2 separate regions of the Homo sapiens genome follow, and region 2 is linked to region 1. Evidence: chromatin contacts called from ENCODE Hi-C or POLR2A ChIA-PET data. All regions are on one chromosome and are shown on one strand. Each heading gives the region's core, a stretch centred on a gene start or an enhancer-like site at or near the end of the contact. The rest is flanking DNA. Distances are from core to core; before and after follow the strand shown. Region 1 holds the start of KDM1A (lysine demethylase 1A). Region 2 holds the start of STMN1 (stathmin 1).

The links. Hi-C counts contacts between places; a loop is a spot of excess contacts on that map. ChIA-PET counts read pairs that join two places held with the same protein, here RNA polymerase II (POLR2A). Pooled maps may share reads with other maps.
Region 2: a pooled map shows a loop between it and region 1 (2.6-fold over the local background). The contact joins the promoter of STMN1 here to the promoter of KDM1A in region 1. A Hi-C loop is called at or near these places in 1 of 50 pooled maps. POLR2A ChIA-PET finds 5 or more read pairs at or near these places in 2 of 52 experiments (WTC11 and activated B cell).

Annotation. Positions count from the first base shown.
Region 1 is chr1:23,017,052-23,024,586 of GRCh38, forward strand. KDM1A (lysine demethylase 1A) reads left to right here and starts at 2,417. Exons shown (of 21, transcript NM_001009999.3): 1 at 2,417-2,896. The coding sequence starts at 2,546. RefSeq lists enhancers at 2,221-2,908, 2,909-3,594 and a silencer at 2,664-2,733.
Region 2 is chr1:25,904,119-25,911,620 of GRCh38, forward strand. STMN1 (stathmin 1) reads right to left here and starts at 2,301. Exons shown (of 5, transcript NM_005563.4): 1 at 2,271-2,301; 2 at 546-620. The coding sequence starts at 558. It overlaps MIR3917 (microRNA 3917), which reads right to left and starts at 2,336; the gene lies at 2,244-2,336. LOC105376885 (a long non-coding RNA gene) reads left to right here and starts at 2,432. Exons shown (of 2, transcript XR_947102.1): 1 at 2,432-2,528; 2 at 2,918-4,125. RefSeq lists silencers at 1,240-1,534, 1,314-1,733, 2,124-2,213, 2,234-2,543.

The DNA.
Region 1 (7,535 bases), core at 1,167-3,666:
CAAGTTCCAAGCCTTAGAGACAACCAATTCCAACTTTTTTAGCTGTTTCTTCTGTATTTACCTTGATATTTCTAAATAGTATGCTTATATTATTTTTTGATTTCTCAATTTTGACATTATGTATTTTATATATATATATATATATATATATATATATATATATATATATATATATATATATATATATACTTTTTTTGAGACGGAGTCTCGCTCTGTCGCCCAGGCTGGAGTGCAGCGGCGCGATCTCGGCTCACTGCTACCTCCGCCTCCTGGGTTCACGCCATTCTCCTGCCTCGGCCTCCGAGTAGCTGGGACTACAGGCGCCCGCCACCATGCCCGGCCAGTTTTTTTGTATTTTTAGTAGAGACGGGGTTTCACCGTGTTAGCCACGACGGTCTTGATCTCCTGACCTCGTGATCTGCCCGCCTCGGCCTCCCAAAGTGCTGGGATTACAGGCATGAGCCACCGCGCCTGGCCAACATTATGTATTATATTTTTATGGTGAAAAATAATTTAGCTCCCAAGCAGCACCTCCCCCAACAACCTCCCTACTTCCCTAAATCCTTAAAACCTTCTCATCTTTCTCCCCACAAACTTTCTTTTTTCTCCATTCTCTTAATGTAATTCTATCACTTTGGTTAAAACAATATTCACTGCTCGGCGGGGCGCGGTGGCTCACACCTGTAATCCCTGCACTTTGGGAGGCCGAGGTGGGAGGATCACTTGAGGTCAGGAGTTGGAGACAAGCCTAGCCAACATGGCGAAACCCTGTTTCTACTAAAAATACAAAAATTAGCCAGGCATGGTGGCACACGCCTGTAATCCCAGCTACTGGGGAGGCTGAGGCAGGAGAATCGCTTGAACTTGGGAGGCAGAGGTTGCATTGAGTCAAGATTGCACCCCTGCACTCCAGCCTGGGCAACAGAGCAAGACTCTGTCTCAAAAAAAAAAAGAAGAAACAAACAAACAAAAGAACAGAAAAAATAAATAAAACAATATTCACTGCTTACGTTTTTATGGTCATGTTAATACAGTTCACAGCTGAGCCATATGTTGTACTATGATTATATTTTCTTTCTTTTTCTTTTCTCTTTTTTTTTAGAAACGCAGTTTCACTATGTTGCTCAGGCTGGACTTGAATGAACTCCTAGGCTCAAGTGATTCTCCCACCTCAGTCTCTCGAGCAGCTGGTACTACAAGTGCGTGCCACGCCACTCGGATACATTTTCTTTCTTGCATAGCTTTTACTTTTTTTCCTTTCTACATTTGATTGCCTTTTTGTCTGTTTGCTTAGTTTTTTACAAAAAACAACTTTACTGAAGTACTACAGTTACATAAAACATACCTGTTTTACATGGATAGTTCATAGAGTTTTGACAAATATATACACCTATGTAACCATCACCCTAATCAAGATATAAAACATTTCCATCACCCCCAGCAAGTTCTTTCTTGTTCTTTTGCAGTCAACCCCCGACCCCCATCTCAGGCAAGGGCTGATTGGAGCCTATTACTGGAGATTAGTTTTACCAGTTCTTGAACTTCATGTAAATGGAATAATTTTTTGACAATTTCACTTCGAAGAGACAGACTATTAAAAAGACAATTGTTTGTGTAATAAGTACACGCATGCTAAAAGTACACGACCTGTTCCAGTTTTGGGTTAGCAAGGGATTCCTCGAAAAATTAAAAGAATAAACCGCTACTATCATTATTAGAAAGAATTAACCTGGAGTAGAAAGAGGTGTTATGTGGATGGGGATGGGGGACATGAAGGATGGGGGACATGGGGGATGGGGGACATGGGGGATGGGAGAAGCGCAAGACATGGAGTGCGAATGAGGTTGGGGTCCAGCCAGAAGGAAAAGCATGAACAAAGGCTTGGAGACAAGAGCAATTCCGTCTGGACTCAAACCTGGATTTCGTAACTTGTCTCCATTTTACTACCATCGAAACTGCTGTGCTCTCCAAGTTTTTTGCCCAGTCCAAGCAGGGCAATTATGAATAAGTAAGACGCTCTACCAACATATTTCAGTGTTTTCCCCCATTAGACTGTAAGTTCTTTGAAAGCTAGAACTTCATAATGTAACCCTTGTTACGTAGTAGGCAAGCATTAATAAATACTGGTTGAATTAACGAATAATTGGGTGAGTGAATGAACGAACGCACGCATGCAAACCCGAAAGTCCCTGGAGGAAATGGTCACCTTCGGAGGTTTAGTCTGGCCCAGAAGCCCTAAGACCACGGACTGTGCCAGGTCCCACTCCAAACGCCGGGGAGACGCTCTAGGCAAGCTACACGTTCTTTGCTGCGGTGCCACTCTAGCCGCGAGAACGCCGCTCTATGGCTGCGGGGGAGGGGCGGGGCTCGTGGGTGTCTCCGACCCTTTTTGTCCCGGCGCGGCGGGAGCGCGCTTGGCGCGTGCGTACGCGACGGCGGTTGGCGGCGCGCGGGCAGCGTGAAGCGAGGCGAGGCAAGGCTTTTCGGACCCACGGAGCGACAGAGCGAGCGGCCCCTACGGCCGTCGGCGGCCCGGCGGCCCGAGATGTTATCTGGGAAGAAGGCGGCAGCCGCGGCGGCGGCGGCTGCAGCGGCAGCAACCGGGACGGAGGCTGGCCCTGGGACAGCAGGCGGCTCCGAGAACGGGTCTGAGGTGGCCGCGCAGCCCGCGGGCCTGTCGGGCCCAGCCGAGGTCGGGCCGGGGGCGGTGGGGGAGCGCACACCCCGCAAGAAAGAGCCTCCGCGGGCCTCGCCCCCCGGGGGCCTGGCGGAACCGCCGGGGTCCGCAGGGCCTCAGGCCGGCCCTACTGTCGTGCCTGGGTCTGCGACCCCCATGGAAACTGGAATAGCAGAGACTCCGGAGGGGCGTCGGACCAGCCGGCGCAAGCGGGCGAAGGTAAGGCTCGACCCTTCCCTCAAACGACACCGCCTGGTGCCGAGCTTCCCCGAGGCTTCTCCGCCCTCCCCCGCCGCCGCCGGGTCTTGGGCCCTGCGACCACTCAGACCTCCCCTTGTATCGCTGCGCACGCCACGTCCCCTCTAGCTGGACGGGTGGGGTGAGAAAGGAAAAGTCTTTGCCGGTGTTGACTGCGGTCTTTGTGCTGGGTCCCGAGCGACGTGGGAAGGGGCATCGATGATTGCTGGGAGGGGTATTTTATTCCTTAGGTCTTTCTTGCACACCTTTTCATTTTCTTGACTGGAAAATGGCTCCCTGACGTGGGGTTACGGTTGGCGTTCTTGGAGACCTCACTTGTTTGTTCACAGATAGGTCTGGAAGCTGTTGGGCGATATTGATGGCGTTTCAGCTGGGTGCACGAGGGGGCTGTAGGTTGATGCTGAAGAAATCGCCTTAGCCGGGGAGATGAAAAGAAAGGGTCGTTTTTGCTTTTGTTTTTGTTTGAGCAAAACCCTGCTGTGTGGTAGGAGTTCTAGTCTTTTTTTTTTTCTTTTTTAAAATCCTCTCAGCGATCTTTTGGCGCAGAATTTTGCAGATGAGGAAGCTGCTGATTGAGAGAGCAAATAATAGTCAAAATGCAAATATATGGGAAGAAAAGATTTGACTCCAAACAGTATATACAGACAGTGACTGCCTCAAATGTCTGTGTCCTAGATGCTATATTCAGCGTGTCACCAACATTACTTTTTTTTGTTGTTGTTAAATATCAACGGGCAGGTATTGCTAGCCCTATTTTAGGAATGAGTAAACTGAGGCACACAATTTAAGCAACTTGCCTAAAGTCACAAAGCTAAATAAGTGATGGAAGTGGAATGTAATTCCCACATTCATGTTGTTACAGGGTATCATCAGCCCTTGAAACAAAGGACCACATGGGACACTGTGTGCAGGGCACTGGGGCAGTATTAGGGCGCAGACTTTAGACTTGGGCCTTTTCTGGAGATTTAATGGTCGGTCTAGTTGGAAAAAACAACCTGGATATATATGTGCGTGTAGTCAACATTTAAATAAAAATTTGCAGATTATATAATTTATGCCTGAAAAAATTGTCTACATAATTTTTAAGTGGGAATACCAAGTCAGTGTGTATGGGGAGCTTCTTGAGATGAGTATTACCCAGTCTGAGAGCTCTCATATTTATCTGCCTACTTGAGCCAACTCTCTAAAGTATAACCAGTGCTGGATGAAAGACCGTTTTGGAGGCAAGACTTTCTGGAGCTTTTACCAAAGCATGGGTTAGAAAAGCACAGAGGTTGGTGACACCAGCCCTCAGAAATGAAATAAAGGGCAGAAGTCAAGAGTGTTATTTTACGATTTCAATAGACAGGTGGCCAGAAGCCACGTATAAGATGTTTTTAAAAACAGATTTATTGGCTGGGCACAGTGGCTCACTCCTGTAATCCCTGCACTTTGGGAGGCCAAGGCGGGTGGATCACCTGTGGTCAGGAGTTCGAGACCAGCCTGGCCAACATGATGAAACCCCCGTCTCTACTAAAAATACAAAAAATTAGCCGGGCGTGGTGGCGGGCGCCTGTAATCCCAGCTACTCCGGAGGCTGAGTTAGGGAGAATTGCTTGAACCCGGGAGGCAGAGGTTGCAGTGAGCCCAGATCGTGCCACTGCACTTCAGCCTGGGCAACAAGAGCGAAACTGTCTAAAAGCAAACAAAAAAACAGGCTTATTGGGATAATGCATGTATAATAATATTCACCATTTTAAAATGTATGATTCAGTGGTTTTTAGCATATTTACAAGATTGTACAGCCAACACCACAATTGATTTTAGAACCTTTTCATCATCCCCAAAGACATCTGTATCATTAGCAGTCACTCCCCAGTCCTCCCTACCCCCAGTCCCTGGCAACCACTAATCTACTCTTTGTCTATGGATTTGTCTATTCTGAACATTTTATATAAAATCTTATGTAGCCTTTTGTATTTGGCTTTAGCATGTTTTCAGGGTTCATTCACGTTGTAGTGCTTTCATTCAGTACTTGATAACTCTTTATGGCTGAATAATATTCCATTGTATGGATATACCAAATTTGGTTTACCCATTCATCATTTGACGCACATTGGGGTTTGTTTCCAAGTCTTGGCTATTTTACATAATGCTGCTGTGAACATTAATGTACAGTTTATTTTGTGAATATGTTTTCAGTTCTCTTTGGGTGTGGGCCTAGGAATTCCTGGGTTTTATGTTAATTCTAGGTTTTACTTTTGAGGTATAGCCAAACAGTTTCCCATAGCAGCTGCACCATTTTACATTCCCATTAGTAAATATATGAGGGTTCCAGTTTCTCCAATGTTCTTCTTCGTTTTTTTTTTTTTGTTGTTGTTGTTTTTGAGATGGGGTTTCGCTTTTGTTGCCCAGGCTGGAGTGCAGTGGCATGACCTCGGCTCACTGCAACATCCGCCTCCAAGGTTCAAGTGATTCTCCTGCCTCAGCCTCCCGAGTAGCTGGGATTATAGGCATGCACCACCATGCCCGGCTAACTTTGTATTGTGTTTTTAGTAGAGATGGGGTTTCTCCATGTTGGTCAGGCTGTTTCAAACTCCTGACCTCAAGGTGATCTGCCCACCTCGGCCTCCCAAAGTGCTGGGATTACAGGCATGAGCCACTGCGCCTGGCCTTCTTCTTCTTTTTTTTTTTTTTTTTTTTTTTTGCTGAGACAGTCTCTCTCTGTCACCACCCAGGCTGGAGTGCAGTGATGTGATCTCGGCTTACTACAGCCTCCTCCTCCTGGGTTCAAGCGATTCTCCTGCCTTAGCCAGCCGAGTAGCTGGGATTACAGGCACCTGCCACCACCTCTGGCCAGTTTTTGTATTTTTAGTAGAGACAGGGTTTCACCATGTTGGCCAGGATGGTCTTAAACTCCTGGCCTCAAGCCATCCACCCACATCGGCCTCCCAAAGTGCTGGGATTACAGGTGGAGCCACCTTGTTGAGCCTCCATATCCTTCTTGACATTTAATATTGTTTGTCTTTTACTGTAGCCATCCTATTGGGGGTAAAGTGGTATCTCATTGTGGTTTTGATATGCAGTTCCCTAATGACTAATGATGTTGGGCATCTTTTCATGTGTTTATTAGCCATTTTTATATTTTTGTTGAAATGACTATTCAAATCCTTGGCTCATTTTTAAAAATTGAGTTGTCTTCATCATTTTCTAGTAAGAGTTCTTTACATATTCTGGTTACGGAAATTTGTGATTTTGATGAGATCCAATTTATTCTTTTGCTCCCTTTACTTCTGGTGTTATATCTAATAAACCATTGCCTTATCCAATGTCACGAGGATTTACTCCTATGTTTTCTTCTAAGAGTTTTTTAGTTTTAGCTCTTGCATTTATGTCGATGATCTTTTCTCAGTTAATTTTTGTATATGGTGTGAGGTAGGGGTTCAGTTTCATTATTTTGCATGTTGTCCCAGCACAGTTTATTGAAGACTATTCTTTCTCTCAGCGAATAGTTGGCACCCTCATTGATTAACTATAAATCTAAGAGTTTATTTCTGGACTCTCAACTCTATTCCATTGATCTATTATATATTTCCGTCCATTCCAGTACCACACTATCCTGATTACTTTAGTTTCATAATAAATTTTGAAATTAGGAAGTGTTCCTCAACTTTGTTCTTCTTTTGCAAGATTATTTTGGCTGTTCTGAATGCTTTGCATTTCCATATGAATTTTAGGACCAGCTTGTCAGTTTCTGCAAAAAGGGCTGCTGGGATTCTGATTGTGATTGTGTTGAATCTGCAGATTGTAAGTTTGGGGCACACTATTAGATTTTACTGTTATTTTTTAAGCTATCTCCTACAAGAAAGATTTCTTTTTTTAGCTAACTGATTAATTTTTTGGAGGCAGGTTCTCACTCTGTCACCCATGCTGGAGTGCAGTGGCTCAATCATAGCTCACTGCAGCCTCAACCTCCCAGGCTCAAGTGATGCTCTTATCTCAGCCTCCTGAGTAGCTGGGACTACAGCTGTACACAACCATGCCTGGCTAATTTTTTATTTTTTGTAGAAATGGCTTCTCCCTGTGTTGCCCCAGCTGGCCTCGAACTTCTGGGCTCAATCATTCCTCCTGCCTCAGCCTCCCAAAGGGCTGAGATTACAGACATGAGCCACCTCACCCAACCAAGATTTTTTTCTTTGTAATTCTCCTGTGTTTATTTTAACTCATCTTACTTACCCTGTTTTTTAATCCCCCATTGTAATTAGCTCTTAAACTTTCAGGAAAAAAATTAGTTATGTGTTTGTTTGGGGCAGCAACTACTAGGAAGCTAGCAACTATCCAGTCTTGGGATCCAGAGGAAACAGACTTTAGAGGATAGAGTATCCATTTAAGGAATAAAAAGCAAGCTGAGGCCAGTATAGATAGGCCATGCTTCAGTAGTTCTTCAGTGTATGCAAGGAAAAAAGTGCATGTATTTTATGACTTGGGAGCTTATCCAGTTTTGAGGACTGTACTTTAACAAAATTATATCATTACATAATTAAAATTATGTTTAGGGTATTGGAAGGAGTTCATGTAATTGAGTGTCCCTGAAGCTTCAGTTTCATTAGTTTCAGAATAA
Region 2 (7,502 bases), core at 1,051-3,550, 2.9 Mb after region 1:
CCTGGGCAACAAAGGGAAAGCCCATCTCTACAAAAAAAATTTTTTTTGATTAGGTGGGTGTGGTGGCCCATGTCGATAGTCCCAGATGCTATGGAGGCTGAGGTGGGAGAATCGCTTGAGCCCACTTGAGCTCCAGAAGTCAAGGCTGCAATGAGCTATAATTAAGCCACTGCACTCCAGCCTGGGCAACAAGGTGAGACCCTGTCTCAAAAAAAATAAAAACCATCTCCCAGAAAAACAAAGCTCAACATTTTTGGATTAATAAATACTGTTTTGAGACATCAGTATCTGACAATCGCTTTCATAAACAAAAGACTTGTGCAAACTCCACAATTTTGCTTCAGACTAAGCCAAACTGTCCAATAAACAATTACGAGCTCTCGGCACATTCAAGTGATAATCATTTTTAAATTCTTCTCCTATTCATAAAATAGGTTTTGGTAAGACCAAAACATAAGTGCCAAATCAAAGGCGAAGACCTGAGCCATCTCAATCTAAAATCATAAGCCCATTACAATTTCAGATTTTCCAAATAGATTACCTACCAGAAGAAGCCATGGTGAATAGAAGACAAGCGACAGGCAGTGTATTCTGCACAATCAACTGGGATAAGGAAAGTCCTGAAAATGATTTTCAAAAACATGCAATCACTTTCTTTGCCTTTCTATATGTCATCAACCCAAAAAAATCTCACATCACATCTACATACATCGTCAGAAAAATACGTGGAATAAAGACGTCTAAATTAACCACGAAAAAAATTATCAAAATCTACTAAATAAACATTGGGAAATATGACCTGAATATGATATTGGTTCCAGAAAATCAAGTTAACTGAGCTTTCTCGGTCATAAAACTCTTGGATTTTTAAAATCAGACAAAGTCACAAGGGTGAAGAATTTTTCCCCCATAAACTCTTTAACATTTCACCGAAACTGTAAGAAGATATTCCAGATTCAACTCAACAGTGCCCCCGGAGCCATCTTAATACTGCCTACAACTCATTGTGCAAATGAAATACCCACCCCTGCTTTGTCTGTGTCTGACGTGGTGGATAAGAAAACGCCCAAGCTAATAGTAACCAATAATGTTGAACTCCTATTGTCCCTCAGGTTTAAGCTTCCTTGCCCAACAGCAAGCAAAATGTTTATGAACCTCTAGATTTTGACTTATATTTGCTGCCGTTATGTCATGAAAAATGCTGTATCTCTTGTTGATCTTTTTAACATTATGACTTTTGTAGACGCCAGCTAGTACCAAAAACGTAGGATGACAGGTTCCCAAAAGCTAGGAATTAAAATCAGAGGCAGCGACAAGATTTAAGAAAAGCAGAGAATTAGACGCAGCACCGGACCCAGGATGGGCGTGGCCCTGGTCCGGGCGAGGAAAAGAGGACCGGTCGCCCCCGGCCAATCAGAGCACGCCTTGCGCTCCGGCCCCTGGCCCCGCCCCCTTCCTCCCCGCGCCTTTTCGAATCTCCCCGAACTCAACACCCCGGAGCCCGCGCGCGTGGGAAGGGGAGGGGTGGGCGGGGCTAACGGTCCAATCCGGGTAACTCCGCCCCTGCCTGACTCCCCCTGCGCGGACGCCCCCCCCAACTCCCGCCAAAAACACCTCCAGGCCGCCGCCACCACCCCCTTCACAGTTCAGCGGGTGGGGCAGGCCCCGGGAACAGGCCCCCGGGTGGTCCCGCGGTGAGCTCGCCACCGCCTCCCGCCGTCCCCATGCCCAACCTGCCGCCACCCACGCTGTCCGCGCGTCCGGCCGCGAAGACAGAAGAACCCTCGTGGGGCCCGGGAGCGCCGCCCCTCAATCACCAGCTGCGGTCGCCAGGGGACGGTCGCAGGGAGGGTCGCGGCCCTGGCTGCCCGCAGTTTGGTCCTAAAGCCGCTGGTCCCTGGGGCACCGCCCCGTCCCTTCAGACAATGGGGAACCCGGCGGGGCCCGCAGGGAAGGGAGGGAGGGAGGGAGGTAAACGAGGGCCCACGCCCCCTATTGTCTCCTCGACGGCACCCCGGAGCGGACGCCCGGTGATCGCCCAGCCCCCTGCCCACGAACAGCCGCGCCCCCGGAGAGCGGGGACAAAGGCGAGGCTCCGCCCGAGCCACACACAAAGCGGAGCGACCCCCGCCCACCAACCCCTCCGAGGCCCGCAGCCCCGCCCGCCGCCCTGCAGCAGGGGGTCGCTGCCACGGCCCAGCCCCTCCCGCCGACCGCGTCCCTCTTGCTGGCCTCAGCCAGCCGCCGCCTCCTCCGAGCCCCGCACCCACCTGCTCAGTCCGAGCCGCCTGACCACACTCTGAGCACCAACAGACCCGGGCGCGCACAAAAGCGCCAAACAGAGGCACGTGACCTCCGCGCGGGGCTCCGCATTGGCCGAGAGCGGCGGCACGTGCCGCCCCCGCCCCCCACAACCCGCGTGGAGCGCCGCCCCCCGGGACCCCGAAGCACCTCGGGAAGTGTAGTCCTGTCCCGGAGGGCAGGAGGACAATGCCGGGGGTTGCAGGGCGCCTGGGGAGCATCCCCAGGTGTGGGCCTGGGACTAGGGGGGTGGTCTCGCCGTGGAAGAGGGCGTGGCAGTGGACCCCGGACTAGGTCCGAACCAGCTCCCCATTCTCGAGAACAAGGGCAGGGCGGAGCAGGCGGAGGGCGGGGGGGTCCTTCCCTACCTTTCCAAACTTTGGCCGCCTGGACTCCACCTTGTAGAGCCACATGCCCGCCTCGCCCCAAGGGCAGCACTCGGACAGAGCAGTGCCCCTTCTAGTGCGCCACCCACATGGGTGCCTAAGACGCCCGAGCCCCTGTGACAGCACAATGCCACTCCACGCCCCTGCAGGGCCCCCTGCCCCCGGCACCCTACACCGACACCGGCGTGTCACCCATATTGTGACATCATCGTAATTTCTAATCCACTCAGCCCACAGGTCGCGGGCGTGGCCCTTCCCTCACTGTGTGCGTTCTTGCCAGCATCCTCAGGTTCCCGAGCCGGTGACCAGGGACCTGTGCGGGAAAGCGTGGGGCTCTGGAATTTGATCGCCTTTGGTCTAACAAAGCCACTCAGCTTAAATGCAGACTCCATCTGTTCTTCCAAGCCTTCTGCGGATGATAGGGGAGGAAGAGCAATAGCCGTTCTAGACTACACAGATTGCAGTTAAGTGTTGCTTTTGTTCTCAGAGCACGTGCTCCCCAGAGCAGCACTGGGTTCTTTTTAAAAATCGAAAAAGGAGCCACAAGGTCACTGTTCTCCCTGACCTGGATAGCTCAGAACCTCAGCAAAGGCACAAAGGAAATTGGTCTGACCGTGCCTTAGAATAACTGGCCCTTTCTCTCACAAAAAGGGGAAAAAAATAAATGAAATGAACATGGTCCCCGCCTCCTCCCATTCTCTGACCAAGACCGTGTCCTCGGTTGGTGGTCAATACACCAAGACACCTGCTTTGAGATCTTGACTAAGCAGAAGAGATATCTTTATTTTATTAATGAGCTGCATCTCCCCAAATCAAGAAACAAATGTGACCAACCTTCCTGAAACAACAGTCCTAATTTAGAAAGACTCTCATGCCTAGTTAGTCACCAGGGATGTGCCAGAGATAAAATACAACTAAGGGGTGCCCAAGACAATAAAAACTGGATCATACAAGCAGCAGCACACTACACAAAGCAAACAATTAGCAATGCGCTGTTGCCTGAAATATGCTTGTTGCGGCATTTTTTCCAACAATCGCCCTTGTGTGGGGTCGGCCTCCCCCCCAAGCCAATCGAAGTGGTTTTCACTTAGCCTGTGAGCAGGACCAGGAATAATTCAGATACTGAGCCTTGAAAGGCTTCTTCTCAGACCAAACTTAGCTTCAAAATGGCTAGGTGCTTCCGTCTGTCATTTTTCTGAACAGAATCTCAGACATCATTAGAAAAGTTGGAGAAGGATGGGCATGAGACCCCTCAGGAAAGCGACAGATAGGCAGGCAACACAAATGAGCAAGGAACCCAAGCCCAAGAGGTCCTTACCCACTGAACAGGCTTTTTATCTTGAAGTCTTTGTATTTGATCTGGAGGTTCACAGAGGAAGGTCCCACTCATTTAATGCATTTTTTTAAGTACAATAAATTGCCACACAAAAGTCTCACATTCCTGACTATTAATGTTGTGACAGAAAAAAGAAATAAATCTTTCAAAACACTGATAATTTGAAAGCACTTACACTGCTTCCCCCCACATTTTCTTTCTCCCTAGAGCAGATGTCTATTTCCATGGAAACCATAGCAAGGAACGTAGATGTTAGAACTCATGTTCATTTTTAATCTTTTTTAGCAATGCCACTTGGCTTCTGGGTTTGTTGGGAGATGCCTGGTTCTGCCAGTCTGTGACAATGTTCCAAGCTCCTCACAGCTGCTTGAGGACTGAGAGGGCTGGGTTAAAGTTTCCCCTAGAATGAGCCTTTGAATAAAAAGGTGCTTTTGAGGTGGGATTCCTGTCCTTTTATTATTATTATTATTATTATTATTATTATTATTATTATTATTATTATTTGACTTAAAAAAAATTGAGACAGGGTCTCACTATGTTGCCCAGGTTGGCCTCGAACTCCTGGGTTCAAGCAATCCTCTTGTCTCAGCCTCCCAAAGTGCTGGGATTACAGGCATGAGCCACCACACCCAGTCTGATCCTTGTTCTTTAGGGTGGGGCTGCCTTCCCAAGAGCCAGATCACAGCTCATTATTGTCAGCTTTTGTGGGTGTCCTATATAAGCCTTGGAATAGGAAGGGCTTTCAACTGTAAGGAGAGACAACAGTTTTGCCACTTCACCTTGGAGAGGGGCAGAATCGCCCTTCTCGAAAGCTTCCTAAAACGAACTTCAAGATCCACTCTCTTCTGAAGTGGCAGCAAGGAGTTAATGTTCACATCTTGGAACTGTCTATCTTTGCCCATAAGAATTATTTTTGCTTCTGCTCAGATGGTTTGGTTGGATTGTTATGGAGCTGGCTGTGACTATGGAGCCACACAACGAAGTGGAGATAGGGCAGTCATCCAGCTTATTTGATCTGTGTAGACAGCTAAAGGAGAGCACTTCAGGCTTCAAAGTCTAGAAGGAATGTCTACACTGATCAAACGGCGGGCCAGGCCGTTGTCAGATCTCCTCTCCTGCCAGAGAGCCCGGCAGCCTTTGTTCATTGTTGGGCTTGAGGCTGCAGGGTTTGTCTCCCACATGGCGCCTCCAAGTTCCACAGCTGCTTTCGAGGCCTGTCCTCGGCCAAAGGGTGTCGTGGGAGAGGTTTGCTTGTTGTCCCCGGTCTCTCTGTTCCCTTTGTCTCCTAATCCTCAAGCACTATGCTCTAACACTCCCTTCTCTATTCAAAACCTGTCTATGAGTCTGCTGTTTTACACATCGATCTCCCTCACTAGACCATTAGGTCCTAGAGGGCAGGGTGCTGTCTTTGTCTTGGTATCCCTAGTGCAGTGCCCATCCTCAGGCCTGGCCCAGGATGATGGCGCCTGAATGTTTGCAGAGAACTTTGGGAAAGAACAACCTCTTGGCCGGGCACGCTGGCTCACACCTCTAATCCCAGCACTTTGGGAGGCTGAGGCAGGCGGATCACAAGGTCAGGAGATCGAGACCATCCTGGCTAACACGATGAAACCCCGTCTCTACTAAAAATACAAAAAATTAGCCAGGCATGGTGGCGGGCGCCTGTAGTCCCAGCTACGCACGAGGCTGAGGCAGGAGAATGGCATGAACCTGGGAGGTGGAGGTTGCAGTGAGCCGAGTTCACGCCACTGCCTTCCAGCCTGGGCGACACAGCAAGACTCCGTCTCACAAAAAAAAAAAAAAAGAACAACCTCTCTCATCCTTCTGTGATCTTCTGTCTCTTCTGTGATATTAGACACTTGCACTCTGGGAGTGGTGAGGATTAAATGAAATAATGTAAATGAAAACAGCACAATGCCTGGCACATTTAAAGTGCTGTGCACTTGTTAGGTATCATTGCTAGAGATGTTTCCTGATTGCTATAGATTATTTTATTTTTATTTTTTGAGACGGAGTTTTGCTTTTGTTGCCCAGGCTGCAGTGCAGTGGTGCAATCTCAGCTCACTGCAACCTCCGCCTCCCAGGTTCAAGCGATTCTCCCGCCTCAGCCTCCTGAGTAGCTGGGATTACAGGTGTGCGCCACCATGCCCAGCTAATTTTTTGTATTTTTAGTAGAGATGGGGTTTCATCACGTTGATCAGGCTGGTCTCAAACTCCTGACCTCAGGTGATCCACCTGCCTCGGCCTCCCAAAGTGCAGGGATTACAGGCGTGAGCCGCGGTGCCTGGCCTGCTATAGGTTATTGAATGAGTGAATGACTATTAGACTTTCACCCTTTGATGGAAATTGTAGTTACTGGGTTAACTCTTCCCATGGGGTTAAATTCAATTCATTTAACACTTTATTTTTTATTTTTATTTTTATTTTTATTTTTTTGAGCAACAAGGCTGTTTATTTCACCTGGATGCAGGCGGGCTGAGTCCGAAAAGAGAGTCAGCAAAGGGTGGTGGGATTATCATTGGTTCTTATAGGTTTTGGGATAGGCAGTAGAGTTAAGAGCAATGTTTTGGGGGCAGGGGATGGATCTCACAAAGTACATTCTCAAGGGTGGGGAGAATTACAAAGAAACTTCTTAAGGGTGGGTGACATTATAAAGAACCTTCTTAAGGGTGGGGGAGATTACAAAGTACATTGATCAGTTAAGGTGGGGCAGAAACAAATCACAATGGTGGAATGTCATCAGTTAAGGCTATTTTCACTTCTGTGGATCTTCAGTTGCTTCAGGCCATCTTGATATATACGTGCAGGTCACTGGGGATATGATGGCTTAGCTTGGGCTCAGAGGCCTGACATTCCTGTCCTCCACTGTAAGAGTTACCCGAAGCTCGGCGTCCATGATGGCCCAGGGGGCTTCCGAGGCGATCGGGCTGTGTCAGTCTTCAGTCGCTAAGCCGAGAAGATCCAATTTAAAATCAGTGAGATGTTCCTTGGGCTGGTTGGTCTGTTCATAAATTTGGAAAGGAGAGCTTTATTTCTCATAAAGATTTGCAGCCTATAGGGTGGCCATTCTTACAGGCTGGGAAATGTAGCCTCTGGTCAGAAGCTCTCATGTAACACTTTAAATAGGTAACACATTCACATGGTTTAAAAATAAAGTATAAGAAGCCCTCCTTATCTTCCAAGTTCTCTACCAACCACTCCCCCACCATAATCTCTGTTAATCAGTTTCCTGTGTATCCAGGAGTTTCTTCATGTGTACACAAGCAAACTTGTAGGTATGCATTCATATCCCCTCTCTTTTTACACACATGATAGCCTCCTGTAACTGTTCTTTGCTTAGCAGTTTTCACTTAACAATACATGTCAGGGTCTGGGTGTGGTAGCTCACACCTGTAATCCCAGCACTTTGGGAAGCCAGGGCAGAATAATCACCTGAGGCTTAGAGTTTGAGACCACCCTGGGCTACATAGCAAGAACCT